Linked DNA regions of Homo sapiens: region 2 is linked to region 1. The links are chromatin loops, found by intact Hi-C in ENCODE. Cell type or tissue: HepG2. All regions are shown on one strand. Links, peaks and the distances in the headings refer to the core of each region. The heading gives the core; the rest is flanking DNA. Region 1 has its middle 47 kb from the start of DDX1. Region 2 has its middle 170 kb from the start of GACAT3.

Region 1 (14,724 bases), core at 2,059-10,058:
CCAGTGAAGATGTATCTTCTTTTTATGAACCTTGCTTTCCAGATGATGCATACCCATCAAAGTAGAACTAATCTGCTGTCCCTACAGGTCTTAAAATCAAACTTAAACTCAGGGTTTTTTTTGTTGGTTATTTTTTTGTTTGTTTGTTTGTTTGTTTGTTTTTGTTTTTGAGACAGGGTCTTGCTTTGTCACCCAGCCTGGAGTCCAGTGGCGTGAACACAGCTCACTGCAACCTCAACCTCCTAGGCTCAAGCAATCCTCTCGCGTCAGTCCTCTCACCTCAGCCCCCCAGGTACCTGGGACTACAGGCTCACGCCACCATGCCTGGCTAATTTTTTTGTATTTCTTTTTTAGAGACAGGGTTTCACCATGTTGCCCAGGGTGGTCTCCAACTCCTGAGCTCAAGTGATCTACTCACCTTGGCCTCTGAAAGTGCGGGGATTATAGGCGTCAGCCACCATGCCTGGCCCTGGAATATATTTTCTTAAACACTGGCTCTTGCCTAAAATATCAGAAGGAAAGGGAAAATGTAAATACATATAATTGAATTGTTGCTTTGTGCCTTTTGACTCTTAGTCTATAAGGTAGTTTTTTGGGGGAAATTATTCTTGTCCAAGAGTTTCCTTAAGAGCACAGGGTGTTATAATTTCTTATATGATGGTTTTCAAACCTTTTAGCAATGAAAAACCTTGAGTGAAACAATATATAAACAGATAAAAGCTGTAGTGAGAAAATCATTGTCTTGTATATTTGAGTTTAGGGTTTGTGTGAAATGATTATGAGGATACCATTCTTTCACTTATCTCTAGACCACTTGCTTTGGAGATGTCCTGGAACTACTATAACCAATCTCAAAGCTATGTGATGACAGCTCTGTGCAGTCTTCACGCACATTAATCACTCGTTTAGAAACGAACTTTTAATTGATGTGACAGCAAAGACAAGACTGAATTTCAGACATGTAAATATTAGAATGGAGGGGATCTTTCTAATCACCTTGTTCATGCCCTTGTTTTATGAGAGAGAAAGCTGAGTTTAGAGGAATGCACATTCACATGGCCTGGTGGTTAGAACTGGAAATAGAACTCGGGTTTCTTCAGTTTCAGCTTTTACTCTTTGGGCTGGCTACCTTTGGAGGATGACTCTCAGGTCCAAATTGCAAGGCCAGAGAGGAATCCTGGATAGAGCTCAGCAATGGTGGAGATGTTTTTTTCCTCTTTAATTACTTACTGACCAACTGGAATTACCCAGGGAACAAGAGTTTTCAAAGGAAGAAGCCACATGTAACCAGACTAGCCGAGGAGTTGTTTGGAGACCTGACTTGCTCTTTTTTCCTGCTCATATCACCATTAATTCTTTCCTTTATTCTCAGTCTTGCTTCCAGATGCTGATTCCTTCAGGCCATCGTATTAATGCCAAGAATGCAAGTAACTGTTAAAAGTCGGGTTAAGATGTGGTCACTGGGCCTGAGGGATGCTAATTGCCTGCCTCCTTCGGGATTGCCTTTCCCAGGTTCTGGTCAACGGGGTACGAGTCAAAGTGATGTGTACAACTTCCGGGCCTTGTCCTGCCCACCCTGTCCCTCTTCTCTCAGGCTAGAACTTGGATGTGGTATTAGTGAGCCTATTGCCACCATTAGAAAAGTGTAATACTTGGGGAGTGGCAGAACAAGGCAGAGGAACCTGGTGGCCTTGGGAAAGAGAGCTGCCCACCCTCTCCGAACTGCCTGTTATAATAACTTGATGTTATCTGAGCTGCTCATGTTTAGGGCTCTTTGTTACAGAACTTTAGCCTCTACCCCAACTAATATATAAAACACTAGAGGCCCTTCAAAGTCCAGAAAATGCTAAATATTAACCTTCATATGATAGTATTTGTGATTCAAAGCTTCCACTTGTCCATTCTTTAGTGCAGGAATTTTTAAATGTACTCACAGATCTGGTGTCTGTAGTTATATGTCAGTCTTAGAACCTCTGTAAACAGAAATGTCAAGACTTGCCCCAACTTTAACACATGATAGACATGGCCTGAGATCTTAGGAGCCTCGGTGCATTCCTTCTTACTCACAATCTAGTCTTTGACTGTTCATTCTCGTCAAAGCTACCTTCAAGCTTTGATTGCTAGAACTTGACTTTCATAGTGACTGAAGTGGTTTAGGGGAAAGGCTGTTTCATATCTTAATAAACTTAAGTGTTCTGCTCTAACTCAGGTTTATGTCTTTACTGTATTGCTAATTTGAGTCCCTTACTAGGACAGGCTCATTTAAGTGCAACAAGTTATATTTCATTTAAGAGAGCATAGAAAACCAAATAAAGGGACCAAATGCTATTGCCTTAGGATATTTGCCTTAAGAGAATTGATTCTAAAGGGTTCTAACTAGTGGTCTTTGTTATGAGATTGCTAAAACATTTCTGCACCTCCTTTTTTTATTTTATTTTATTTTTTTGGTTGTTGTTTTGTTTTTTGAGACAGGGTCTCACTCTGTTGCCCAGACTGGAATGCAGTGGCATAATCTCGGCTCACCCCAATTCCTGCCTCCTGGCCTCAAGCTGTCCTCCCACTTCAGCCTCCTGAGTAGCTGTGACTACAGGCATGCACCACCACGTGTGGCTAATTTATACCTCATTCTTAGCATATCTTTTCCTGTTAGTTACATGGAAATTTCAGACTAGAGTAATCCCCACTCCTCCTTACTTTTTATTTATAGTCCCACTTCCAGAGAAAGTCATCGCTAACATTTTGGTTCATTTCTTTTTTCTGTAAATGTTTTGGTCTATATACGATTCTGTATTTTTATTTAACATAAGCATTTTTCTTATAAATACTATAGTGGCTACATAATACATTGAATGTACTATTGTTTGTGTAACCATTGCACTCTTACTGCTCAGGTGCATTGAGGGGAGTTGGAAAGGATGTGAACTTTATAATATTAGTCTTGGATTTGAATCTGGCTCTAACTCACACTATAAATATGACAGAAGGCAAGGTCCGTTAAGCTTTGATTTCTTTATGAAAATGGTGAAAATTCACATTATTCAGGATCATGTTAAGCATTCAGCAAAATGTCTAGTAGATGAGGAGGCATGTGTACTGTATTTATAGTAGTTACATTTTTTGTGTTACACAGAATGCTGCAGTGAACATCTTCTGTCTTTTGAATTATTTTAAACTAGATTCCTAGAAATTGAGTTATTGAATTAAAGAGCCTGAATGTTATGAACATTTTTCAGAGTCATCAGATTGCTTTCTGAAAGAGTTGAGCTGGTTGACGTTAACACTAACAATATAGGAAGAAGTCTGTACAATTTATTTTACAAACTGAAGTATAGTTTGTTGCGCTCAAAGTATGCTTTCCTGATGTCTCTTCATATGGTGTGTGAATTAGTGCTGGTGAGTAGAGGTAGTCTCACATCTTACATGCAACTTCTTGCCTCCCATGGGCTCCCACTCCTGGTCCCACCATCATCAGATAAACAGGGACCTAGACTTGTTTTAAATAAGGTGCAGGCTTTTTTTTTTTTTTTTTGATTTCCTAATTTTTGTCTTTAAAGGTAGAAGTGCATGTGGCAATGACTGGGAACTGCCCAGATTAAAAAAAAAAATGTTGGTTCCTGGCCAATTCCAAATGGGTAAAGCTATTTAATCACATTCCTCTCCTTGTTCTGACTTAAAAGGGAACGACACACTATTTCAATTTGAATGAGATTTGTAAAATATCAAAAAAGTATAGATAAATATAAAATGAGGTCCCTGATAGGTTCTCTTGCAGTAATTTTATCATTTCTCTATAGATGTTGACAGTTTCTAAAGTCCTACCAGGCATTTTTTCTAAGTGACCTTATTTGGGAGGAAAAAGGAATATGTGTCAGAAGGGAAAAAATGTAGTGGAACAGGAAGGAAAGGGAGGGATACTATTTTGCTACTCCAAAGTAATTGATAGAGGATTCCTTTGGAGGGAGGAGTGGAGAGGGAATTTTTGCAGTTGTTTTCCATTCTACTGCTTTAAATCATTACCTTTCATTTAAACTCATTTAAATGTCTACTTTTTTCTGATGGATTCCACTCTTTCTGGTCAAAAGTATTGAGGGGAATTTGAAAGACAAGTCATCAGGTAGGCCTGGATTTGATCCCAACAATAGTTACTGACTTCTAGAGCTAAATCACATGCAGAGATCATTAGATATAAGGTGGGAACCAGGAATCTGCATTTTAACAAATTCCTGAAATAATTGTGTTCATGCAGATGGACCTTGAACCACAATTCAAGACACACTGTTACAGAGAAACAACTCTTAGAGCTTTTATTCTCACTGCAATCTTTTACTTGAGGATTTGGTTAAGATCTAAAATGACGTCTGAAAGACAGATGCTTGCTGTGTTAGAATCATGTCTCCTAGTTCACTGCCTTTGGACCCAAGATGTCCACCTTGAGTTCTGTTTCCTTAGCTTAGTGGTTCTTAACCCCAGCTGCACATTAAGGTCCCCTAGGATACTTTAAAAGAAAATACCGGTGTCTGCACTTCACCTCCAGAAATTCTGATTTAATTGCTCTGGAGTGGGGCCTAGATGGCCTCAGTGATGTTAATGTGCTGCCAGGCTTGGGAGCAGCTGCCTTAAACTGAGTCTGACCCTAGATGTTTCTTGGTCCTATTGCAAATCCTTGTGTCCTTTGCACCCATCCAAGCCAATGTGTCTTAAGGTTACATATAGTCAGACTCAAGCTGGAGCCCTTGTTGAAATATTATGTAGTGGGGATTATTGTAGAGAAACACTTTGATAGAAATTGTAACATATGTAATTTTTCAAGAAACTGATAAGATTATTCACCACCCGTAGTCTACTCAGAGGCTACTCACCTGTAGCCAAGTGAGTTTAATTCCCTTCAAAATAGTCACTTTGGGGATTGAGGCAAGTCTTTTTAAGGATGCTTCAATTTTTCAAAACCCATTTGGCCTTTTCTCTGTTTTAGACGTTGCTACTTTGTTTTTATTTAAAACATTGCCATTGCTTTAGATAGGACCAGTTTATACTCTAAAAATCACTGGTTTAACCCAATACTTTACCTCACATCTTGTTCTCCAGCTGGGTAACTCATTCTGTTCACCAGAAAAGACTGTGATTGGTTGCTAGTTTTGTGTTTCCTTGAATTGAATCCCAATTTAAGGATAAATATTTGCTGCTGCCAAAGTAGGACTTTGAAGAGGCAGCCAGAGGATGTTTCTCTGCAGGGCAATAATTGGGTGTGAAGGGTTTCCAGTTTTTTGTGGTGGATTAGAGTCTCGGGGAAGACACTCTGAGATAGAAAATCCTGATCAGAACAGGAGTCGAGAGAGAGGAGAGGCCGGTAGGGACAGGGTCAGTTGAATATTGGAGCAATGTTGTTTGATAATGAGTTTTGATTTTCCTTTTCTACATTGTGATTCTCTTAATACCTTCAGATGTTTGCTACCTAGGTCGGCAAGTAGGTCTGTCAGTATGACTTGCGTATGAAAGAGAAAGCTCTTCTGTGTTTAGACAAAGTAATGCTAGGAACAGGGTGTGGGAACTGATTAGGATCCTGTTCTGTGGGAAATTGGTCCCTAATGGTAAGAGGGGACAAGCAACTTCTCTGGAGTAGTAGTCTAAAGCTCAGAAGAGTGACAATCAGGCTTAGTGGCAATCAGGCTTTGTAAGCATTCTCAAGAATCCTTAGGTGCATTGGGGAGAGAATTGGCTAACTTACAGACACACAGGCTGAAAGCTTGAGGTATTTTGTTTGGCTCTTAAAGGCTAGCAATTTGGAGACATTGGCTTGCTTATACCCATATCATAAAATTCTGTTCACTTAAAATATTGATGTTAATTCTATTGGTTGTAATAAACTCTATCGTGTGCTTCTGCCCATAAATTATTATTCATTTTCCCACTGTTGTTAACCCAGCACCAAGAGAATACTTACTTACAAAATAACGCAAATGCATGGGGCCCCTCAACGCCAGCCTTCATGGGGTTGTGATTCATTATTTCCCAGTTGAGTGCACCAGGTGGCGCCAGTGTCACAGGAATACCCACAAAGAACACTGTGCTGGTGTATTTTTACCACTTGGGGTCACTTAAGGATTACCCGACTCCCTTTTTTTTTCATCTGAGCAAATCACAGATTCAAAGGAATTATTTCCCATTACATTTGACAGAGGCTGTGGTCTTTTTTTCTGGATCCTGAAGGCCAAGAAATGAGCATGAGGGTTTTATTTTTCTGTGAGTTGGCCCCGTGCAGTTTGTGCTCCAGTGTGTTCTCCTGTCACAAAGCACTTGCACATCCACCACACCAGCTTGCTCCTGGGCTCAGCACTGGGGACTTCTATGTACAAAGAACTTCCACACATGTCAAAATTGCCTTTATGCTAATTGCTATGCTCATTAACATCTCCAGAACTCGGAATGCTTTTTCTCAGTCATTTCCTTTGATTCTGCCTGTCTCTGAAAGCCCAGATTGAATGAAATCAGGTGAAGTATCATGTCAACAAGTCACTGCTGCCTGCTAGTCTTTCTGCCACTTACACAGTGGATCCTAGGCATTACGGCGTTGCCCTTCAAGAGCATGTTGGAGATTTGTGGAATGGTCTTCAACTGACTTTGCCTGCTTGGGGTTGGGTTTGGGTGGGGGTGAGGGCAGGATGTGTGGGCTTAGACAGACCAAATAATGAACCTCATGACTTCAAATAGTAGCTCATGGCTACTTATTTGAAAACCATAAGTGATGATTGGACACCCCAAGTGATAGTCTTCCACAATGTCCCTGCTAGCCAAACAGGGAGATTTGGGATTTTGGATTAAGAGATACTAAGTGGAAAAACAGCCAGACCTGATCTGTCCTTCTGCCTTCTGCTTTTCTCCAAAGAATAGCTTCTTGGGTGGGAGCAGGAGAAGGCTTAGTCACTGTTCAAGAGCAGCCTCTTCTGGTATAATTTATACCTATGACAGGAGCCCATTTGGCCTTTACCATTTAAGAGTTGTTATTAATCCATGTCAACCCCCATTCAAGAGCCTGTGATGGGCCTTGATTGTGTTTAAGTCCAGACTAATTTGGGCACTTAGGGCCCTCTAAAATCTAGTCCCAACCTTCCTAGTCCTATTTCCCATACTCCTCAAATCATATCAAATCTGGACTCCTTATTCCCCTCCATATATAACAATGGATAAAATTTATGACCCTTCACTATATCAGGTACTGTTCTAAGTGTTTACCCATCCTAACTCAATCCTCACACCAACCCCAGAAGACAAATTTTACTGGTGTTCCCATTTTCATAGATAAGGAAACTGATGCACCAAGAAATTAGTGATTTGCTGAAGATCATGTGACTAGGAAGCAGTGGAGCCAGAATTAGAATCCAGGCACTTGTCCACTACTCCCTGCTCAGTCCTGCTGCTTAAAGACCTGCCTCAAAGAAGGCTGCTCAAAGTCCTGCCTTCTCTTGCCTGTCAAAATTCCACCCATCCTTAGGGACCTGAGTCACTGCCACCTCTCTTGTGGGGGCATGAGAACATCATGCTTTTGAATACCAGCCATGAGCCAGCTATTTTGTATTTTGCCTCATGTAAGAGCCAATGCTATCATTTTTTGCAGATAAGGAATCCAAGGCCCAGAATAGTGAAGTCTAAGTACCCCAGGTTGAGGTTTTTTTTGTTGTCTGTTTGTTTGTTTGTTTTTGAGACAGAGTTTTGCTCTTGTTGCCCAGGCTAAAGTGCAATGGCATGATCTTGGCTCACTGCAACCTCCGCTTCCCGGGTTCAAGCTATTCTCCTGCCTCAGCCTCCCGAGTAGCTGGGATTACAGTCATGTGCCACCATGCCCAGCTAACTTTTTTGTATTTTTAGTGGAGATGGGGTTTCACTGTGTTGGCCAGGCTGGTCTCGAACTCCTGACCTCAGGCGATCCATCCTCCTCAGCTTCCCAAAGTATTGGGATTACAGGTGTGGACCACCACGCCTGGCCCTAGGTTGAGTTTTTCAGGCCCCAGAGCCTGTATTTCTGCTCTGTTGCTCTCTCTCCAGGAAGGCCTCTAGTACATCACCCTTTGTCTCGTCCTTATACTTTATGATGCAGCTTTTAAATTTTTTCGTTTTTCTTTTTCTTTTTCTTTTTTTTTTGAGATGGCGTCTCACTCTGTTGCTCAGACCGGAGTGCAGTGGTGCGATCGTGGCTTATTGCAGCCTGGACTTCCTGGGCTCAAGTGACCCTCCCACCTCAGCCTCCCAAGTAGCTAGGACTACAGGTGCACGCCACCACACCCAGACTAACTTTTAAAATTTTTGGTAGAGACAGGGTCTCTCTATGTTGTCTAGGCTGGTCTCAAACTCCTGGGAGCTCAAGCGATTCTCCTGCCTTGGCCTCTCAAAGTGTTGGGATTACAGGTGTGAGCCACTGTGTCCAGCCTGCAGCTCTTAATTTTTAAAAACTGCTGTATGACTTTTTTTCCCACTCTCTGTTTCCAGGTGGGTTAAATTCTGCTTCGGTGAAGGGTTTCTGGATGTCCTTTTTCTCTCCCTACAGTGTGCACAGTGGGTGTACAACAAATATTATGATTAGCTTTTCATAAAATGGGAGGGTCTATCAACTTAACCTGGAAGAAATGAAAGTTCCTCTGTGGATACTGAGACCCAAAACAGAAAAACACCTAATGACTTTTAACCCTGAGCAGGAATCATTATTCCATGGTCCTATCCAGGACAGGATAGAAGACCAGGATGGTTTTCAATGGGAAAATACAGGTTTTGGCTTCTTCAAGAAAACCTTGACCAAAGCCTGAGCCTGATTTTGAGCATATGGGCCCAAAGCTCCAGTTTGCTATGGCTGAGTATTCAGTGTTATGGTGGACCGACACTTGCACAGAAACATGTGAATTCATCACGGTTATTTTTGCAGCATTGGAGTTGGCAAACTTCCAAGTCAAGAACTTTCTGCCTTTGCAGCTCTTGGTTATTTGAGGCTGGATGACTCACTTTGTGTAACATCCTCTTGTTTTCCTCCTTTTCCTCCCCGGGGCCCCCTCCCACCTGAGGAGATCGGTAGGGGCAGAGAGGGTTGTGGAACTCAAGCCACTGTTGGCAGCTTCTTTTCAGTTAACATTTTTTGGGGAAGCCATCTTTACCCCCTTCTTGCTCTTATGAGGCAGGTCACTTCCCCCTTCTGTATCCTCAAAACCTTTTGTTCCTTCTTTTATTAGAGCGTTTATGTTCCGATATTTTATTTGACTGCTTAAATAATAAATAACAAATACATAATAAAATTTCCCTCAGTGTCTCTTTCTGGATAGAGTAGGGTGTTTAGGACAGGTCTGGTTTCAGTATCCTCAGTACCTGAGGCAGATCTGGCTGAGAAAAGGTGATTTGGTAAATGTTTGTTGAGTTGGAGGGAAGTTTAGATGGATGGACAGGTAAATTATCACGAGAAACTTTTGTGAAGGAATTTTAGACACCAGCTAGCATAATTAGGGTGAGAAGTTACGATTTGTCAGCTAGTTAATTTGTATTTTTTGGGCAGGAGATCTGCACATCCTGAAAATTAGGCCACAGAAGTAGACAGGTTCTAAGCCTTGTCTTTCTCTTTAAACAGGGTTTGTGTTTTTCAGGCTGAAGCAGTACTAGCTTAACCCAGGACAACTGGTTACTTTAGAAGGAAATCTCCTCACCACTGCTGTCCTACACTCTGTCAATTCTTTCTGAGACACAGCAGCAACATCCACAGGTGGCAGGCAGGCTGTGCCTCAGGGCTTTGCACTCCATCTCCTCTGCAAGTCAGGAATATTTATTTTACTTGAAGGAAACAGATTCAAAGAGGTGAGGTAACAATTGAACAATAATACTTGGAGACTTCAATACACTGCTTTCAATAATGGATAGAACAACCAAACGGAAGATCAATAAGAAAACAGAAGACGTGACCAACACTGTGGACTCACTAGACCTAAAAGACATCTGTAGAACATACCACCCACGAGCAGCAGAATACACATCCTTCCCAAGTGTACATGGAACATTCTCCAGGATAGACCCTATGTGTAGAAGTCAATAACAGAAAGGACTTTGGGAAATTTACAAATATGTGAAAACCAACAGCATACTACTAAACAACCAATAAGTCAAAGAAGAAATCACAAGGGAAATTAGGAAATACTTTGAGATAAATGAAAAGGGAAACACAACATAGGAAATCTTATGGGAGTAGGTAAAGCAGTGCTTAGAGGGAAATGTATAGCTATGCATGACTATATTACAAAGGAAGAAAGATCCCAAATCAATAACCTAACCTTCCGCCTTAAAGCACTGGGGGAAAGAAAAAAGAACAAACTAAACCCAAAGCAAGCAGAAGGAAGGAAATAATAAAGATTAGAGCAAACATTAATGCAATAGAGAATAGAAAAACAGTTGAGAAAATCAACAGAACCAAAGGTTGGTATGTTGAGAAGATCAACAAAGCTGACAAACCTTTAGCTAGAAAGAGGTGAGGTAATTTTCCCAAGGTGACTCCAATAGCAAATGGCAGAGCCAAGATTCCAAAGCAGGACTGTCTAATGTCAAATCTGGGGTTGTAGCTTTGTCTCTCACCTGGACTAGGAGTGTGTCAAGGATCAGGAGCTTGTCTTACTCATGTGTGCATCCCCAGTGCTTTGCTCTGTGCCTGGCACACGTAGGGGCTCAGGAAATATTTGCTGAAGTAAAATGAAAAGTAAACCTCCTCCCCACCCTTAGCAACCATCTGTGTGAGATGATAAATTATGCTTCCAATGCAGATCAAGCTGAATTGCACTATTTCTGATGAGAAAAGCTGAAAACAGCAAACTGCTTGTCCTTAAAAATAAACCCTTCAGCTTCAGAGATTTGGCCCAGAAATGAACCGTGTTATAGCTCAAGCCCTGAGATTGAGTGTATTACCCTGGAGCCAGGGGTGATGGAATTTGTGACTGGAGAGAGAAACTCGATCACCTTGACCTGGCCGCTGGATGCAGACTGCAGGCTGGTCTGCCCTTGTTCCCGGTCCCGGGCCCCGGAGGCTGAACACCACTCACGGGAGGGCTGGCTCAGCTCAGAGGGACAGCTGATCCCACAGAGCTCAAGACACTGAATCGTGTCCGCAGACCGATAGAACAAGGGTTCAGCGATGGTTTCCCAGCTGAGCCAGACCACATGGAGCCTAGCTTCCTGATATTTCACAAGGGGTGAAATGTAAAGAATGTTGACTTTCATTAACCCAAGTGCATGTCAATATGTCCTGAAAGGCTGGGAGAAGGTGAGCCCAGGTAGATTCTAGAGCAGGATGCCACCACATGTTCAGGCTGGAGTGACATGGCCAGCTGTCCTGGGGGGCAGGGGAGGACAGAGACCCTTCACCAAATGCCATCTCTTCTTGGCCTCACAATGGCTGCGTGAGGACAGCAGGGTGCAGGCTGCTTGCCCATTTTCCAGAAGGACAAGATGAGGCCCTTAGAAGTTGCCCTACTCACAGCCGGTAGAAAAATGAATCCAGTTTCTTGGACTCCAACGTCTTTCTGCCCGTCCCCCGCCTCCCGACTCTCACCTCCTTGGAGGCTTACGGGGCTCTGTATAAGTTTCCCACAAAAAATCCGTGCTGCTGGGTGGAACGCGGGTGCTGTTCACATTCGTGTGTGGTTTTCCCTGGCTTATATGCAACAGCTTCTTTTTCTCTTTTCTTAATTTAAAGGTGACTCTTCTGGAAGTCCCCAAAGTGGAATTGACCCTAAATTGAAAAGAAGATCTTTCTAGGGCAAGAGCTTTGTTCTTGTGAATTTTCTGCCTCACCAACCATGGGGAATGTGAGCTGGGGGGGAAAAGTCTGTTAAAGCTGGTCATTCATTTCAGGGGGCCAAGGAGCGATTCTGAAGGAGCAAAGTCTCCTCATGCTCTTGGCCTTTTGATCTACTCAGGCTCTGTGGCAGGAAGACAGGGAGGAATCCCTGATCACCCACAGCCCTCCCCGCTGCTGTTAAGGCAGTATGATGATGGGGGGTGGAGCTGGAATTAAAAATAAAGAAATACAAGCTTGAATTCTACTTTAACATGAACAATCTCTAATTTTCATATCATAAAATGAATAAAATAATATTTTTTCCCATAGAAAGTGATGAACTGGTACATGTATTTTAACCAGTTGTAAAATGTCTCCTTCCCTGTATCTGTGTCTCCCGCTGTATGCCACCACAATATCTGGCACGCATGCACTGTTCCAAATGTTGGGTTTAAAAATTTCATTTTATGATTAAAATAGAGAAATATTATCAGTGAATATTAATATAGCATTTAGTGACACAGCAGTTAGGATTAGGTTCAATTACATACAGCAATGCACTCAAAATATGGTGGCTCAAATACAAAGGATTTATTTTCTTTTTGATATAAAAAAGTGTATTTGGGAGTTTTCAGATAAGGTATAAACAAAAAAAAAAAGAAGGTGTAGAGGCAGGCAGTCTGGAGCTAGGAGCTAGTAACGTCAGCCCTTCATCATCAGATATCCCAGCTCCTTCTGGCTTTCCGCTTTTCCATGCTTAGCTCATGACGTCCATCCTCAGAGATGCCGCATGATCTCACTTGCTGCTGGAGCACAAGCCATCATATCTGCATTAAGTACAGCAGAAAAGAGAAAAAAAGAGAAAGCCAAAAAGGAGCTCCCTTTCTGGTTGTCTCCCTTTTAAAGAGTCTTCCCAGAAGTCTGATGCAACAACTTCTATATACAGCTCATTAGCTAGAACTTGGGGCCACATCTCCTCAAGAGAGGCTAGAATATGTAGGGTGGTTTTTTTTTTTTTTTTTTTTTTAAGTCTGGGAAGATTGGAGTTCTGTGTCTAAGCCAGAATGGAAAGTTGGATGTTGAGGAGGCAACTAAATGTCTCTGCAGCATACACATTATGTAAATATGTGATGATGGGGTCATGTGAATCTCATGTCCAGGCATGTGCATTTTTCTCACCAAATTTATTCATTCATTAGTCAGTTACTCTTCATGGAATCTGCTTGCAAAGCACTGGACTGGGTGCCATGCACACATAAATGAAGAAGTGAATACCAGGTCCCTTTCCCCCTAGTGCATGGGAGTAGATGGCAGAGAGGGTACAAGTAAGAGTCACAAGTGCAGTGATGGAATGAGCAAAGAGGACCCAGAGCTCCTGGCCCAGCCTGGGGGTTCAGGGAAGGCTTCTAGGTAGAGGTGACAATGATAAGCCTTGAAGGATGAGCAGATGTTAGTATCTAGAGATAGGAATGCTGGCATAATTAAGCAGGTGTTTGTCAAGTAATCCGCTTTGCTAGCATGCACCATGACAAAAAAATTCTCAGAAAGGCCCTCTGAGCAATTCCTGCTTCACTAAGATGGTATGAAGAGAAAATGAGAGACTTTGATTTGCATCAATTTAGGGACCTTCTGATTACAAATGACAGAAACTTCAACTCTGTCTTAGGCAAAAAAGGAAATGTATTTGTTCACATAATGGAGAAGCCCAGACTCAGGCTTCCGATGGCCCTTAATCGAGGATGTCACATGGTGACAGTGGAGCTTGGTTTCTCTGCCTTCTGGATTCCCTAGTCCTCTGTTCTCTGTGTTGGCTTCATTCTAAGTCTCAGGCTCAGAGCTTTTGAGTCCAGCAAAAACTGAGAGCTGCTCTCGTAGAAGACCCAGGATATACTATGACAGTTTGAAGAATGGGATCATTTGTCCAGTCATGACCAATCACTCTGGCTGGGGGAATTTGGTGCGTGATTGGCCAGACCTAGGCCAGCTGCTCACTCCATCTGTAGAGCTGGGAGCCCCACTAGAAACTAAAAAGATGAGGCTGGAAGATGGTCCCTGAAAGGGATTTGGAGAGCTGTGGTCAGAGGAAAGGGGTGTGGAGACTGGGTGGCCAAACAACACATATCCACTGCTACTAGATATTGGTCGGTATGGAAGGCATTGGTGTGGACATTTACAGATGAAGATGATAAGGTTCAAAGAGGTTAGATAACCAGCATCCACAGCGCTGAGTGGCAAGTGGTGGCTGGATCCCTGGTTTCTTTGACTGCAAAGCTTATGCTCTTGCTACCCACTGCTACCTCCCAGCATCACACTGTTGGATCCCATGCAGTCCCATGGCTTGGTGGTAGGGGCTGACCTGCCTGGATTCAACTGAGTTATTTGCCAGGGCAGCCATGGTCAGCCAACTCCTGGTGTGATATAGACACTTGAGGGCCAGGTGCAGTGGTTCATGCCTATAATCCTAGCCCTTTGGGAGGCCAAGGAAGGTAGACAACCAGCCTGGGCAATGTGGCGAAAACCCATCTCTACAAAAAATTAGCTGGGGGTGGGAGCATGGTTGCCCACGCCTGTAGTCCCAGCAGGGCTGAGGTGGGAGAATCACCTGAGCCTGGGAAGTCAAGGCTGAAGTGAGCTGTGATCATGCCACTGCCCTTCAGCCTGGGTGACGGAGTGAGACCCTGTCTCAAAAAAGAAAAAAAAAGACACTTGATACATCATTTTTGAATGAATAAATGACTCTATCCTCAATCTGTGCTGGAAACTGTAGTGCAGAGTGTGGGGTTGAAAACCACAAGCTTGTCTGAATTCCATAACATCACAAGAGAAACAGGAAAAGTGAAATTTGCCCTTCTTTTCAAGAACAATGGCCATTGCTTGACACTCTTTGAACTGTCAGCAACGTCACTTCACCTCCTTTCTGAGGTGCATTTTGC
Region 2 (17,267 bases), core at 4,271-12,270, 580 kb after region 1:
TCCATCCTGATGTTTGGAATGTGGCTGTGATGAGCGGTGCTCTGTCAATATTCTTGTATCAGGAGGATGCGGGCTGTAGGGGAGAAAAAGTAATAGCTCGTCTTCACCTATTGCAAGGGTCATGGCTGACATCCCTGTAACAAAAGACAGATTAATAAGAGAAAAGCATAACAAATTTATTTAACTAAAGTTTTAAGTGACATAGGAATCTTCAGGAATGAGGACTCAAAGACCCAGGGAAAACTGGGTAATTTTATGATAAGTCTGATGAAAGAAATGTATAGTTATGGAGAAACATGATTGGACAGAAAAAGGAATAACCTAATGGTAATAAACTGGGTAAACTTCAGCAAGGCCTGTTTGTTTAGACCTTTCCTGTGTCTTTGTATGACATTATTTGCCTCTGGATGTTGGGCAAAACCCCTCTAGAATAAGGGGAGGTATGCCCTACTTTTAGGGGAGGTACTTCAGAGAATTTCTTTATAACTATACTTCAGGGGAGAAAGGCTGGAGAAGGGCAGAGTGACCTTGCTTCTGCGCTTTTCTCAATTGCCAATGTGCCATATTTTGGGGTATTGAGTTCTGAGCCTCTGCAGGGCCATTTCTTAGAGATGGTGAAGGTGGATAACTGAGAAAATCTATCTACTTGATGATTGTGTTACCTCTATACTCGGCTCAGATACTTATACCTGGACTTCTTTCATATGGGAGATGCTTTAGTCTGTCCTCATGCTCCTAATAAAGACATATTTGAGACCAGGTAATTTATAGAGGAAAGAGGTTTAATTGATTTATAGTTCAGCACGACTGGGGAGGCCTTAAGAAACTTACAATTACGATGGAAGGGGAAGCAAACACGTCCTTCTTCACATGGCGGCAGCAAGGAGAAATGCCGAGCAAAAGGGGGTAAAGCCCCTCATAAAACTGCTAGATCTCATGAGAACTCACTATATCACAAGAAGAGCAGCATAGGGGTAACTGCCCCCATGATTCAATTACCTCGACTGGGCCCCTCCCACAATACCTAGGGATTATGGGAACTACAATTCAAGATGAGATTTGGTGGGGCACAGCCAAACCATATCAGGAGAAAAGTAAACTTTTATATTTATATTTTATTTTAAATTTTATTTTCAAAATAACTTACTACTATTCTGTTCTCCACCAGTATAGGTTTGTCATTTTGAGAATGTAATAGAAATGGAATCATATACTATATAACTTTTGAGACCGGCTGCTTTCACTCAGCAAAATTAACATTTAACATTCATACATGTTGCTGTGTCAATCAATAGCTTGCTCCTTTCATTCCTGAGTAGTATTCCATTGCAGGGATGTACAACAGTTTGTTTTTCCATTCAAATGTTGAAGGACATTTGAATTGTTTACAGTTTTTGGCAATTATAAATAGAGCTACTAGAGACATTCAAAGACTTTTGCCTGAATTTGCATTTTTATTTCTCTAGGGTAAGTACCCAGGAATGGGACTGTTGGTTCACATGGTAAGTGTATGTTTAACTTTATAAGAAACTGTGAAACTGTTTTCCAGAGTGCCTGTATCATTTTACACCCCAACTGGCAATGAATGAGAGAACCATTTGCTTTGCCTCCTCATCGGTTTTGATATTGTCAGAATTTTGCATTTTATCCATTCTAGTGGGTATGTATGTTACCTCATCGTGGTTTTAATTTGCATTTCCCTTGTGGCTAATAATGAAGATTATCTTTTCATGTGCTTATTTGCCATCCATATATCTTTAGTGAAATGTCTGTTTAGCTCTTTTGCGCATTTTAAAATTAGATTGTTTTCTTACTTTGAGTTTTGAGAATTTTTTATATAGTCTAAATACAAATCATTTGTTAGATACATGATTTAAAAATATTTTCTCCCAGTCTATTACTTGCCTTTCATTTTTGTAATAGTTTCTGTCACAGAGCAAAACTTTTGTGTGTTTTTTTGTTGTTATTATTTTATTTTATTTCATTTTTTTGAGATAGGTGTCTCTCTGTTTCCCACCCTGGAGTACAGTGGCACGATCTTGGCTCACTGCAACCTCTGCCTCCAAGGTTCAAGCGGTTCTTGTGCCTCAGCTGCCCAAGTAGCTGGGACTACAAGCATGCACCACCACACCTGGCTAATTTTTGTATTTTTAGTAGAGGCAGGGTTTCACCCTGTTGGCCAGGCTGGTCTTGAACTCCTGGCCTCAAGTGATCCACCCACCTCGCCTTTGGGATTACAGGCGTGAGCCACCACACCTGGCTTGCAGAGCAAAAGTTTTTATCTTTGATGAAGTCCAATTTGTCAATTTTTATTTTATGGATCATCCTTTTGATTTTAATGTCTATTGTTTTACTGTTTATAGTTCCCCTGAGCAGATTAATGTCTATTTTTTTCAGGTGCTATTTTTCAGGTCTTTGTGACTCAGAGAAAATCTAATTTTGATTAGACATGGTACCAGCACAGATACAGTATTCGGAGAAATAGAATGAAGTGAGATTGTGACTCACTCAGTTTGGGAAATGGGAAAACCTCAACTGTGGCTTGTGTCTGTAGGTTGCATCTTTTCACCTTGAGGTTTTCAAATGAGGTTTTCCCATTTCCCAAACTGGTATACTTTCTACCTGCTATTCATTGCTCTGTCAGAGAACATCAGCATCAGAAACCCAAAGAGGTGCTAGCAACCTGCACTAGATGAAATGTTCCAGGCTTGATCTTTGCTTTTACATTATCATGCGACAAAAGTTTATTGAGCACCTATTATATGTTAGGTACACCTATACATGTAATGTATTATGCCATGCTGTATAAGGCATCAAAGTCTTTTACATTCTAGAGTATAGTCAGTAAACAAATAAATATTATAGCATGTCCAAGAGTGGTAAGTTTGATTAAGATGGTGACTTTGGGTGATGTGACCACACTTCTCTGGACTGAGTGGTTCAGAGATGGCCTCTCAGCAGGTTTTTTTTTCTCCTTACAGCACTGTCACCTCCTCCAAGTCCCACACTCAGGACTGGCTTTATAAAAGTAAACCAGTAAACCAGTGATGTCCCAGGGCCCTAAGCTCACAAAGGCCTTGTCCTTGGAGAAGAGAACCGTATTTTCCTTAATGCTTTCTTGTTACTGTCTTGAAGTTCTTTCTTTTTGAACAAGGGGCCCCACATTTTCATTTTGTGGCAAAGTAGGGAGCATGTCTTGCCTAGACACTTGTCCAGACAGAAAAACAAACAAAACCAGCAACATCTTTATATACCTTTGTCTATCTTGGTGAACAAATTGTGCCACTTATATTGATTCCACAAAAAATAGATGCTTAAGATGCATCCCCCTCTTCAAAAATTCACTGGACCAAGAGTCCATGTGGAGTTGTTAGGTGGACGCCATGTCTACCATTCTTTACTGCCCCTCTTGCTGCCTCTACAAATCTCTTTTGCTTGGTTAGACTTTACATAACAGAATTGTAAACCTCCAATTCATAAATGCTACAAGTGTTTGTCATTGATGGCAAAGGTGAATTCCGTCACCAGGAGCACATTTAAAGAAGGCTGTATCCAGCAGAGAGTGCTGGTCATTTTACATACAGCCATGCAGTACATAGCGTTGTTTTGGTCCACAGTGGTCCGACTATATGACAGTGGTACCATAAGATTATCACACCGTATTTCAACTTTACCTTTTCTATATTTAGACACATTTAGATACACACAATATTTAGCATTGTGTTATGATTGCCTACAGTATTCAATATAGTTGCATGTTGCACAGGTTTGTGGCCTAGGAACAATGGCTATGCCATATAGTTTAGGTGTGTAGCAATGATATTTACCATCTAGGTTTGTGTAAGTATATTCCATGATATTTGCACAATGATAAAATTGCCTAAGGATGCATATTTCAGAATGTATCCCCATAGTCAACTGATACATAACTGTATTTATTTGCATTTTATCCTCACAAGGGCTCATTTTAGAGATGTGAGAACTACAACTCAGAGAAGCTAAGTTATTTTTTTTTTCATAAACATACAGCTAGTAAGTGAGGACAATTCTTGTGTGCCTTAAGTACCTGGCAGGGTATTCTGATATTGCTGGTTTGAATTTCCGATTTTCTCTGTTGAAGAGGCGTGGGCATTTTATACATCTTTAATCGTCTTTTGGATATCACAAGCAATAGTTTCTGAGAAAGCTATTATTCTCTTCCATATTGATATTTTGAACATCCTTGCTGTATTGCTAAGTGTGATTGTAGGATCAAGAGTTGACCGTCTCCGAGTGGAATATCTGAAGCGGTGCTATCACCCCTTCCAGTGATGGAGAGTCATGTGAAGAAAGCTGTTCATGAAGCTAGGAGTCTCTTTCTCTGCTTATAAAAGAAGGCTTGTAGATTCTTCTGTTTGGGCTCATAACTGCTCTGGAAGAAGGCGGAATCGGGCAGAACTGATGCAGGCCTAGGAATTCTGGGAAGCGGAAGCAGCGGCGTAGGCCCACGCAGTCTGGCCACTCCGCCCTGCCCTTCACCCAGATTCCTCCCTGCTCCCTGGGTGCTTTTGGAGACTAGCTTCCGGAGCCTGACACATGTTCCTTTGTCTGGCCCCAGCTGTTAGAATCTGTCTTCATTCATTAAGCAGGAAGGGAGTTTTCAGAACTGCTTCTGCAGTCTGATGTCATGGGGCAGCCACACTCAAACCTCGGCAACTTCAAATTAGAGATGTCAAAATACGCAATGGAGACCTGACTGAGCACCCTCTAATCCTCGGCCATGGTGCTGGATGCCTCCCCTCCCCGATAATGACTGGTCCTAGGGCCAATCTGCACCGTGGGTGCCATTATCATTTTACAGAAAAGGAAACTGAGGCTCAGAAATGCTGTGAGGCAGCTCATAGCTCTATACTTAGAAAGGCAGGATCTGAGCCCAGGTCGGTGTGACTACAAGGCTGGCTCTCAGAACACCGCACTCACCGTCTTTCCTACCAACAGAGAGCTGCAGCCATCTTTCCTGCTATTAAAAGAAAAATCATAAAAGGGCTTGTCTTTTAGAAAATAACCATGCCGTCTTTGGGGAGAACACAGGTTTCTGTCCCAAAGCCTGGCTCACCTCCCTGCCGGGAAGGGCCTCCACGCTCAGCCCAGGACTCAGGGTATGCACCATATTGTCACCGATAATTGTACAGACCCATTCATCAGCAGGAATCCTATTTCAAACAGCTCTCCGACTCTAACGGCACGAAAAGCGTGAACTAAGCACAGTTTAATTAATTCTGATCTCACAGACAGAGGCTGCCCCATCAGAGACGACGGTGCACAGACACGAGGCAGGAAAAATTTCTCCAGCCTCAGAAGCAGGAGTGCATTCAAATGATCCCTTCATTCCTTCAAGATGGATAATTTGTTTTTTAGTAAATTCATAGGACACGTTTGTTGGAACCGTCACTGGCTCTCATCTTTCTGGGAAGGTGTACCTTTTAACCTAGAGAGCAGAAAAGCCTCTGATCTCGCTCCCTCTGACAGAAAGAAATGAGCCTCTTTGCTTTTAGTCTAATAATAGTATCTCCAATTCATGTAGATTTTTATGGTAAATCTTAAACATCATAGAAAATCCATATCCACAGTCCAATCACCAAGTCACCTTGGAGGAAAAGGAGGGGGGGAAATAGCATTATTTGAATTTCAAGGAAAGAAATACACCAGGAGAGCTGGGCATGCTTCATCTTTCTTCTACCAAGGAGCTCAGAGGCCTCCATGCCCTGAGACAGTCCCAGCTTCTCAGTGCCAAAGAGAAATGAGGGTAATACACACAGATGGAGTCCCTGGGACCCAGAAGGGTGGGCTCTGCCCAGAGTTAGCTGACTCCAGGAAATCGGCATGGTTCTGCTCCAAAAGGACCTCAATGACACTTCCCTACTGCTGCAGTGAGGAAGGTCGAGCCCATTTTATAGGGGGAGCTACCAAGACACAGAGAAGGTAGGCCATTGATACAGGGTCACACAAGTAGTGTGGCAGGGTCAGAGATGTCTCCATAATCCAGCTGGACCACTAGCTTTTGAGCAACTCCTTTCCTCTCTCCAAGTCCCCGTTGCCCCACATGTAAAACGAGAAGGCAGAACTCTCCTGAACACTAGATACCTTTTATTAACAGTGGTGCCTGTACCACGAAAGCAGTAATTCTTCTGGGAGTGAAACCTGCATGTTTGATACCTTGGTCAAGGGGAGGGAGGGAGGACAGAAGAGGGAGGATCAGAGTTCAATTTTCACTCCATTCCTTCATTTACTTATCTACTATGTTTCTAGCGTTGTGTTCAGAGGTGAGAACTCAGCGATGACAAAGATACTGGCCTCCTTCTTGAGGGGCTCACAGTCTTCTAGAGAAAACAGACAACGAAGTATGAAACCAGGGCCAGGCGGTGGTTCATGCCTGTAGTCCCAGCACTTTGGGAGGCCGAAGCAGGCAGATCACCTGAGGTCAGGAGTTCGAGACCAACCAATATGATGAAACCCCGTCTCTGCTAAAAATACAAAAATTAGCCAGGCTTGGAGGCATGTGCCTGTAATCCCAGCTACTCGGGAGGCTGAGACAGGAGAATTGCTTGAACCTGGGAGGCAGAGGTTGCAGTGAGCCGAGATCGCCCCATTGCACTCCAGCCTGGGCAACAAGAGCAAAACTCCATGTCAAAAAAAAAGAAAAAAAAAGTATGAAACCAGGCAGGTGCAGTGACTCATGCCCGTAATCTCAGTGACTTGGGAGGCTGAGGTGGGAGGATGGCTTGAGGCTAGCAGTTTGAGACCATCCTGGGCAACAAAACCAGACGCCCATCTCTACAAAAAAAATTTAAAAAATCAGCCAAGCATGGTGGCACATGCCTGTAGTCCCAGCTACTTGGGAGTCTGAGGCAGGAGTTCGAGGCTGCAGTGAGGGTGCCACTGCACTCCAGCCTGGGTGACAGAGCTGAGATTCTGATTCAAAAAAAAAAAAGAAAGAAAAAAGAAAAGAAAAGAAAAGAATGATAGAAATGTACACAAGGAGCTTTGGGAACAGAGGAGAGAGAGCAACTATCTCTGCCTGACCTTGAGTAAGTCATTTAAGTAATTCTGGTCCTCATCTTTAACATGGAATAGTCACAACTTGCACTTCACAGAGTTGTAATTCATGGTGCTTGTGTGAGGAACTCAGTGGGTATATAAAGGATCTGAAGTGGCCTAGGGCTTTCTCCAGAGTCCCTGGATTCGTCTAGGCCATATTGGCCCACAGCTTTCTCCATCTATTCACCAGCAGCCCAGCCAGCAGGGAACCTCGGGGAGCCCTGCGCCCTCTTCAGGCTGTCCTCCTGCCATACATTTACTAGTCTTCCCTGATTTGCCCCCATCAAGTTTTCTCTCTAGAGTATACTGGTGCATTTGGCCTTTTCCTTAGGCAGTTCAGAGGTAGGAGTGGATAAAAGCTGGAGCTCTGTAGTGTCAGGCAGACATTGGCTCAAATCCAGCTTTGCTCCTCAGCTAGATGCTAAATCTGGGGAAAGTTACTTAACGTCTCTGAGCCTCTGTTTCCTCACCTGTACGGGAGGGATAATGAGAGTGCTTCTCGGTAGGGCTGTGAGGATTGAATGAGGGGATCGGTCAGCTCCTCAGACCCAAGATCCTCTTGGGGTGGTGGTGGTGCGGGGATGGGTCCTTTACTTGCTCAATTAAAGTCCTGAGCAAGTACCAGGACCGGTGAGTGCTAAATGTTGGTAATGTTCTCCCTCCTCCTTCTGTTCCTCCCCCTCCCCCCTTCTCCCTCCCCCCTCATTGTTATTACTAAATGCAAGGTCAAGTGTGGCAGGGCTCTCACCCTGTTCGGTTTTGCACATGCTAAGATGGGGTCCCCCAGGACCATGTTCAGGGTAAGAGGGAATTGCAGGGGTCCTGGAGGCACGCTAAGGCTAAGGTGGGAGTTTAAATCCATACCAGCTGTGTGATTGTGAGCAAATTGCTTGCCCTCTCTGGGCCTAAGCTTCCCCATTGGTAAGATGGGGATACTGACACTTTCTCACAGGTTTGTTGTGAGGAGTAAACGAGATCATCTAAGTTCAGGGCATGGCAAGTCATGGGCACTGCCTTCTCTTCCCTGTCCAGAGGCTCAATGCCCGCTACACAGAACAAGCAGCAGCTTGTTAATGTCCCGACAAGCATCACTTGTGCTTTCACCGGGAGTCATGCCCCTAGGCCGCAGTGTCTTTGCTGCCTGTCTTCTGTAACTCAACCACCGCCCAGGAGGGCCATGGGTCTGTGGGGCTTGCCCAGTACCCAGGTGCCAACTGGCCTGCTGGTGGGGGCATCTATGGGCTAAGACTGCATCTTTAGATAACACTTTCCAGATAAGCCCTTTTCTCTTATGGGTATTTCGTATCAGCCCTGTGAGTTAGGTGCTCAATAATAACAAAGATGGCTGGGTGTGGTGGTTCATGCCTGTAATCCCAGCACTTTGGGAGGCCGGGGCGGGCAGATCGTGAGGTCAGGAGTTCAAGACCAGCCTGGCACACATACTGAAACCCTGTCTCTACTAAAAATACAAAAAAAAAAAAAAAAAAAAAAAATTAGCCAGGCGTGGTGACTGGCACCTGTAGTCCCAGCTACTTGGGAGGCTGAGGCAGGAGAATTGCTTGAACCCAGGAGGTGGAGGTTGCAGTGAGCTGAGATTGCAACACTGTGCTCCAGCCTGGGTGACAGAGCAAGACTCTGTCTCAAAAATAAAAATAAAATAAAATAAATAATAACAAAGATGACAGTAATAATAGTGACCAACAAATGTTGAGGATCCCGCCTGCCAGGTACTGTGCTAAGCCTGTCACTGCCTGACAGGATGCAGGGTGGCTTGCAGCAGACTTTCTTCTTTTTCCATTTTTATTTTTTTTTTGAGACGAGGTCTTGCCCTGTCACCCAGAATGGAGTGCAGTGGTGCCATCACAGCTCCCTGCAGCCTTGATCTCCCAGGCTCAAGTTATCCTCCCACCTCAGCCTCCTGAGTAGGTGGGACTACAGGTTTGTGCCACCATACTCAGCTAATTTTTTTTTTCTTTTTTGTTTTTTTTGAGACGGAGTCTCGCTGTGTCGCCCAGGCTGGAGTGCAGTGGTGCGATCTCGGCTCACTGCAAGCTTCGCCTCCTGGGTTCATGCCGTTCTCCTGCCTCAGCCTCCTGAGTAGCTGGGACTACAGGTGCCTGCCACCACGCCCGGCTAATTTTTTTTGTATTCTTAGTAGAAACGGGGTTTCACCGTGTTAGCCAGGCTGGTCTCATTCTCCTGACCTCGTGATCCACCGGCCTTGGCCTCCCAAAGTGCTGGGATTACAGGTGTGAGCCACCGCGCCCGGCCAGCTAATTTTTTTATTTTTTGAAGAGATGGAGTCTCACTATGTTGCCCAAGCTGGTTTCAAACTCCTGGGATGAAACAATCTTCCTGTCTCAGCCTCCCAAAGTGCTGGGATTACAGGTGTGAGCCACTGTGTCTGGCCAACAAACTTTTAAGGTAGAGTTTATCGGCCCCATTTCACAGAGAGGACTTGAAGGCTCCAAACAAGATGCTAAGTGACTTCAGAAGCTAAAGAGCTCACGCCGGCCACAGCTGGGAGCTTCATCCAGGTCTGGCTTTCTTCCAGCCTCATGCTCTTTTGTAAATCTGCACCGGCTTTCCTAGGTAAAGAAGAAAAAAGAGCACAAGGCTGGGGTTAGGATGAAAAGCCGTAGTCTCTGATCCTTAGGTGCATCGAATGATTTGTTTTATCATTAGACTTCCTGAACGAGGTCCTGAAACCCATGTTAGCAAAAGTCAGTTTCCTGGAGCCACCTCATAGTTCACCACCAGCAGAGGCCCTCAGGGCCCATTGTCCGTCACCAGGAGGGGCTCTCAGGCCCTTGCTGAGACCCACTTCCTCCCTGTGCTGCACATTCTTCCCAAAATCCATGCCTACCCTGAGACCCTCACGCACCCTGTGGTCCTCACAGCCCCATGATCCACATCCTCCCTGTGATCCATCTCCTCTCCATGATCCTTGCCCATCCTGTGGTCCATGTTGTCCCTGTGACCTACATCCATGTTTTGCTCAACATCCTCCCCATGATCCACATCCTCCCCATGATCCACAATCACCAGTGATCCACATCTATTCCATGATCCACATCCTCTCCATGCTCCACCTCCTCCCTGTGCCCCATGTCCAATCCGTGATCCACATCCACCCCGTGATCCATGTCCACCCCAAGATCCACATCCTCCCCATGATCCACATTCTCCCCGTGATCCATATCCACCTCGTGATCCACATCCACCCAATGATTTACATCTTCCCCATGATCCACATCCTCCCTATGATCCACATCCTCCCTGTGATCCAAGTCCACCCCGTGATCCACATCCACCCTATTCCCCATGTCCATCCCATGGTCCACATCAATCCGATGATCCACATTCTCCCCATGATCCATATCCTCCCTGTGATCCACATCCACCCCATGATCCACATCTTCCCTATGATCCACATCTTCCCCATGATCCACATCCTCCCCGTGATCTACATCCTCCCTGTGACCCACATTTACCCCATGATTCACATGCTCCCCATGATCCACATCCTCCTTGTGATCCACATCCAACCTGTGATGCACATCTTTCCTATGATCGACGTCCTCCTTGTAATCTAAACTCTAGCTCCCCACAAAAGCCTGCTCTGATCATGGTAGGGAGGGTAGCTGTTTCTTCTCTCGATAAAGCCTGTGGGCAGTTGAGACTGGATTTAACCCTGCTCTAGGGAGGACCAACACTGAGCAGTGAACAGCATCTTCCATGACACTGGTGCATCTCCCCTTCCTGCCTTTTCTGTGCTGTTCCCCTGCCCAAAATCTTCCCCAGTTCTGCTCTGCTGGCCAAGACCTGCACCATTCCCCAAGGCATTCCACATGCTGCCTCTTTCCAGGAAGCACCCCTGGGCCCTCCAAGTCAGGTAAGGACCCTACTCTGTGCCGGTACGGTCCTGGCCTCTGGCAATGGCAGCCTCTGGACTACTAAGTCATGTGACTGTCTCTTCTGTCAGACTGTGAGCCCATTGAGGGCAGAAGCCAGTCTTAGTCATCTATGTGTCCAGGAACCTCAGAACAATAGCTGGGGCTAATCAGACAGGACTAGCTCTGCTGCAGGAATGAATAAACCCTGAAATCCTGCTGGCTAAGCACAAAGCAGGTTCATTTGTTGCTCATGTTAAAGTTGGGCGATGGTCATGCAGTTAGCCTCAGTCATGTTGCTTTAAGCATTGCCATCAGAAATGGCTTCCTCCCTTCCCAGTGAAGGGAAGAGATAGCTGGAGAAACACATGGGATGATGTTAAGCCAGACCTGGAAGTGGCACGTGTCACTTCCACCCATCCCATTATCCAGAACCAGCCACACAACCCATCCCAGCTGCAAGGGAGGCTGGGAAACATTGAGGAGCATCTGGGCCTTGGATGAGCACCCGGATGAGAGGTTGGCTTCCACTCGATTTTAGGAAGCCCTTCCTAACAATCAGAGATCGTGATGGAAGAAGAGACTCACAACTGGCTAGCCGATGGAAATTAAGTTGCTTCCCTTCACCTCAGCCAGAGACTTGAGTTCAGACAAAAATCAGCTTCTTGAAAACAAGAGGCCGGGCCCTGGAAACTCCCGTTTAGCCCTGTCAGTCTTGAAGAAGCCTGGTGTTCCCAGCTCTCGGCATCCTTTGTCCTCTGTGAGCTCCCTTAGCCTGGAGAGGTGACTTCTTTATTCTTGGGAACTGCTATTTATAACTTCCAAAGGACCCCTACTCCTTTGCTTCTGAGGCTCAGAAAACGAGTCTGCCCTCCCCAGCCTCCCTCCCCCAACACCAGGCCTCTCTGCCCCCAGAGCAATCCCGTAAATAAAGGATGAAAGGCCCCGTAATTATTACCATTCGAAAACACAGAGACTGTCAAAACCAGGAGTCCAACAAAAGCCTTTACATAAATCACAGCTGATACAATGGCTCTTGGCTGAAGGGGAGAGGGGCTTAGAGTCTCAGCGCTGCTGAAAGAAGGTTTGTGTCTGGGGGAGGAATTGTCAGAGCAGTCCCTGGGGAAGAGACGAGGCCTGATGTCTGAACAGAGGGTGAGCCCGTCATCCTGCTGGGGACGACAGAGGCCATGGAAGGGAATGAGAGTGAAAATCTGGAGGCAGACTCCAGATGTGACATCTCCATGGGGCGGGATGGTCCAGATATCTGGGGCCTGTGCAGGTCACGCTCCATCACAGTCCACAGTCCACAGTCCACAGTCTATCCTGGCAGGGCAGTCCCTCCTAGGAGGGCATGCTGTCTTGCAGAGGTGCCAGGCAAGGGCAGTCCTCACCCAGTGAGTCACGGACATTAAGGGCTCTGGGCTCCAACAGAGGGGAGGTCTGAGTGGGCTGAGCTGCTCCCAGAAGGCTTCTGAAAGGCAAATGTGCTAGGCAGGGAAGGCTGTTTTCTGACAGGCAGAGGGGAGACTAGGACTCTGTGGGGTGGAGTGGTGTGGCTGCATCAGCTCAGGTTCCTTGAGAACGTGTCCACAAAACTGGAATTCCATGGTGGCCCTGTTGAGGAGCCCCGTCCCTGAGGAATGACAGAGACCTCTTCAGGGAGCAGCAAATTCCAGAAAAGCAGGGAAATTGGTAAGATATTTCATATCTCTGGGCAAAATTATTCCTTTTGAATGAACCATTCAGTGGCACATCAAGAATTCAGTGGCATTTAGCAAATGCTGGTGGCTCCTCTTACGTGCCATGCACTGCTCGACTCCGACTGCTCCTTCCTTTGAAGATGAATAAGACATTGTCCTTAAGATATTTAGAGTCCAGGGAAGGAGACAGACACAGAAACCAGAGCTATAAGGCAGGGTGACTAGTGCAGACAGACAGCTGCCCAGAGGCAGAGCCGCACAGCAGGGAGAGGCTGTGGCTCTGGAGCTGAGCCTCCTGGGTTTACGTCCCACCCTGCTGCTGTTGGCTTGATGACCTGGGCGAATCATCTACCTCTCTGGGCTTCAATCACATCCGAATATTAATGGCGGTTATGGGGATTGAAGGAGAATCAGCACAATGTCTGCTATCCAGTCACTGCTCTGTATTAGCCTCGCCTTAAATTGCTCGAATAGTAAGCAAGGGTTTATAAAGCATCTGTGTGCTAATCCCATCCTAAAGTGACAGGGATCAATTTAACCTCCTCATTTAAAAGATGAGGAGACAGGCTCAAAGGGCAAAGCCGACTCACCCAGGCTCACACAACCAGAGTGGCAGAGCCTCAGGGCTTGCCCTGCACAGCGTAGCTTCTGTTCTGAGAGGAATGCACCTGGGTTTTGTGTCTTTGGTGCTGGGGTGGTGAATGGGAGGCTCTGACCGATGGCAGAGTTCCCAGGGGATCCTTCAGGCAGCCGGGGGGCCTTTCTTATGGCAGGGCTCTGAAGCAAGTCCTGGCTGACCTTTTCTTGAAGCTGAGCTCTTCTGCCAAGACCCTTGGCCCTGCCCTTGGCCCCTGTAGAAATGCACACCTGTAAGCCTGTAATACCTTCTCCAGATCACAGCAACTAGGGAACTGCTGGAAGCCCACGTGGCTCAGGTCTACTCCTCACTCCTTGAGGATCCACGTGGCCCTTGGGTGGATCCACACTTCTGGGGATGGTGCGGTCCCAGCTGATCTCCCTGGGGGTCCAGTTAGCCTCATCCTCCTTCACCCAGGGTGGCTGCATGTCAGCACCTGCTCTACCTTCTACCTTAATGGCGTCCCCTAGGCTATCTGTCAGGGGAGTCTATGCAAAGGGGCCCCTTTGAACTTGCCTGTGCCACTCCACTTACCCCGGGCAGTTACCAGCAAGCCACAGCCTGGTGTTCAGAATTAAAGCAGGACTAAGGCGGGTACATGGTAGCTCCCCAAACAACATACCTCTAGATCCCCATGAGTGATCTGGGGCAGGCAGTGTCCCTGGAGGGGTGTATGTGTGGGGAGCACACAGAACAGCAAATCCTTCCTGAAAGCAGGATTGATGGGGACAGGAGCATCAGAGGAAGCTGGAGGACTCCATGTGGGCCCGAGAAGTCAGGCGAAAGGGAAGGAAAGGGCTTGTAGGCACTACCAAGGCTCAGATATTAGATATAGCCCTACAAGTGGCCACCCAGTTACATTAAAGTGAGTGCCCTCACCCTGCCTGCCAGAAGAGGGCCAGGCTGCAGTGCTGGCTGGGAGAGTATCCCTCCATAGAGGATATATCCTGGGCTGGTAGCATAGTGTTTTTCCAACTATGGGTGTAACTCATTAGTGGGTCCTGATGTCAATTTGATATATTAACCTCTGCGTTTAAAAATATAGAGGAGTGACCAGGCGTGGTGGCTCACACCTGCAATCCCAGCACTTTGGGAGGCCAAGGCAGGTGGATCACTTGAGGTCAGGAGTTCGAGACCAGCCTGGGCAAAAAGGTGAAACCCCGTCTCTACTAAAAATACAAAAATTAACCAGGCTTGGTGTCTGGCACCTGTAATCCTAGCTACTCAGGAGGCTGAGGCAGGAGAATCACCTGAACCCAGGAGGCAGAGGTTGCAGTGAGCTGAAATTGTGCCATTGCACTCTAGCCTGGGAGACAGAGTGAGACTCCATCCCCAACAAAATTAAATTAAAAAAATAAATAGAGGAGTATACAATAGAATAGAAAATGAAGTGCATTGCACACTGCAAGGCGCACATCATTTCAGTAAACTTTTGTGTATGTAGACCTATAGTGCAATATTACACAAAATAATTTTTATTGTATGGTTATTAATGTTGGAAATTCTGCTGTGGTATTTCAGTCTCTGAAATAGACTCAGCCCTGTGCTCGGGCAGAACGGGGTTCAAATGGCTGGTCCAGGCCCCTGGCTAAGTTGCTCACTCTTGAACCTCAGCTTCCACATCTGTTAGGTGAGGCTAATGTCACAGGCCTGACAGGACCTCTGTGAGGGTCCCAGGAGATGAAGCATATTAAGTGGGTTGGTGCACCGAGCAGGCTCACTAAATACTCACTCCCTGACCCTTTTCCCCACCCAAACTGTGGTGGAGAAGGAGTGTTTCATGGTGGGCAGCCCAGGTGCCAGTCCCCCCTCTTCCCCAGTGATGGGGTACCATTACCCCCATGACAGCCCATCTTGGTGCCAGGTTGAACTGCCAATTGCTCTATTTGAGGTCCCTATGCCCTGTCTCCACTGAAGTTAAGGTCCACTCCCCATTTTTATATGGGGACTGTAGACGCTGCGCATCAGGTACCCTCCTCCTCCTTCCCCTGGTGCATCAGACAGAACCCGGTATTGAGGCTTTGGGGGCAGGGAGAGGGGCAGGGCTGCTACAGGACATCTGTCCGTCCGTCTGTCTGTGAAGCTGCACCGGCGATTGGACCACCCTCTGCCCGCCTGTTCTTTCCCCTTCACGCCACCTGACAGCCTTACACAGAAAGCCAGCCTGGCCAGACCTGCCCCCTGAGTTGGTGGCACGGGGGAAGATGAGGGAATTAACTTCTGGCCCGCTGACAGTGGTGCAGCCTGCCAAAGCCGCCCGGGTAATTTGGTTCCTTTCCTTTGTTGACTTGGTGCCAGCGCACAAGAGCGGATTAAGCAGGGAAATTCTGCATGGAGAACTCTCCCCCTTGGCGCTCCAATCCCATTGTCTCCTGAGAATGACAGCCGCTGGTGGTGCCAACGCACACCGCTTCACTGGCACGTCCCCAAACAGATCAGCTTCCCATTCCTGAAAAGAGGGATTTGTTAAAGAACTGGAGTTAAAAGAAAGAAGGAGAGGCAGGAGAGGACAGGCTGCGTAGTAAAAGTTACGCCTGGTTTGTTAATTAAAGGAGCAAGGTCCCCTAATGCTAATGCTGATCCCTGCAGGGGACGTTGGTTCTTCTCAAATTCACCTCCTTTGGGGGATGATTTCAATTGGGCCCACACTTCCTGCGCCTGGGCATTGGGCTGTGTGCTGGTTGGTGAGGTGGAGATGAACAGCCAGCTCCTTTAAGAGACATGCATCAGTCCTTCTCTGTTTTCCAGAACACAGACACCTATGCAAAAACCTGGGATAATCGCGGGTAATATTTATTGAGTGCCAACTATGCGGCAGGCACTGTTCTAAGCATTTGATTCACATCAGCTAATTTAATGATTCTAATAACCTCATGAGGTCTGTATTATTGTTATTCTTATATTCCTGCTTTAATGATGGCAAACGTATGTATAAACAGTGGTGAGCTGTCCGTGTTAACAATTGCTCTCTGGAAAAATATAAAAAAACCAGCTCTGAGCATTGCAGCATTTGCCACTTTCTGTGGTGTCCACACTCCTACCACACTCGAGTACCAGCTTCCCATGGGAGGTCCCTGAACACAGAGCTGGGGGCAGTCACGACTTCAGTGCACAAGCAGGATCCCTGACGCCAATGGGTGACAAGAAACTTTTCCAAACTCATGCAGTTAAGTGGTGGAGCCAAGATTTGTACGCGGGTCACCTGGTTCCTGAGCCTCTTCTCTCAACTGCTGTACTGCTCAGCCTCTGATGACAGACAGAAAGAACATGAGGCCTCAGGGAGTTCTGAAGGTGAGAGAGGTATGGGACACGCCAGCACCTCTCAGTTCCTGCCTCACTGACAGTCCTCCTTCCTGGGACCCCGCCCCGCCCCGCCCCACCCCACCCCACCCCACCCCACCCCATGTTGTTCTCCTCCCTTACCAGCACTTGAGCCCGATAACTTCCGGTTCAAGAAATCCGGATGTACCACAACACACTTTCTGAGGCAGAACGTAAAAGGTAGAGCCACGTTTGGTATCCGAGGTAAACAATTTTTGTAGCCGCTAATGAAATCTTTAAATCCTCTCTTTGTACATCGTTTTCATTTTATTATCACAGCATGTTTGTGAGAAATACTTTAAAATTCTTCAGCCTAAGAGTAAAAAAAGCCCCCCCGCCCCACCCCCCGCTCCACTGTCAGTTTTCTCCCTTCTGTGTCTTGCATACTGGCTGATTGACTTTGTCCACTCCAGGTATCCTAACATCTTAACAGTCTCTTTGCTGGAAAGAAATCTTCAGTGGCTCCCATTACCTACGGATCCAGCCTGGCTTTTTAGTCCAGCATTCAAGACCTGTCAAGCTCTTCTGCATCCTCTCGTATGCATGTGATAGACAGGCACTCCACCTAGCGAAGTACAACCATCCCAAACTTATTCCTATTACTTTTCTTCCATTCATTCGTTCATACAATCAATC

Evidence for each region. A loop is a pair of places that touch in the nucleus more often than their neighbours do. Peaks named below come from ENCODE experiments on the same cell type or tissue, not always from the same donor. Only the 100,000 strongest peaks of a DNase experiment are listed, where the experiment ranks them.
Region 2: it touches region 1 in a loop (18-fold over the local background); 9 of 110 quality-filtered maps call a loop at or near these places.

Annotation. Positions count from the first base shown.
Region 1 is chr2:15,631,434-15,646,157 of GRCh38, forward strand. No RefSeq gene overlaps it. Among named protein-coding and RNA genes, the nearest start is that of DDX1, 47 kb to the left of the region's middle. RefSeq lists a silencer at 4,378-4,578. In HepG2, for the core only: a CTCF peak has its summit at 6,057 (motif pointing right); DNase peaks (open chromatin) are centred at 6,038 and 8,958.
Region 2 is chr2:16,211,547-16,228,813 of GRCh38, forward strand. No RefSeq gene overlaps it. Among named protein-coding and RNA genes, the nearest start is that of GACAT3, 170 kb to the left of the region's middle. RefSeq lists an enhancer at 4,349-4,850. In HepG2, for the core only: CTCF peaks have their summits at 7,301 (motif pointing left) and 9,831; a DNase peak (open chromatin) is centred at 7,295; H3K27me3 peaks cover 1,725 bases.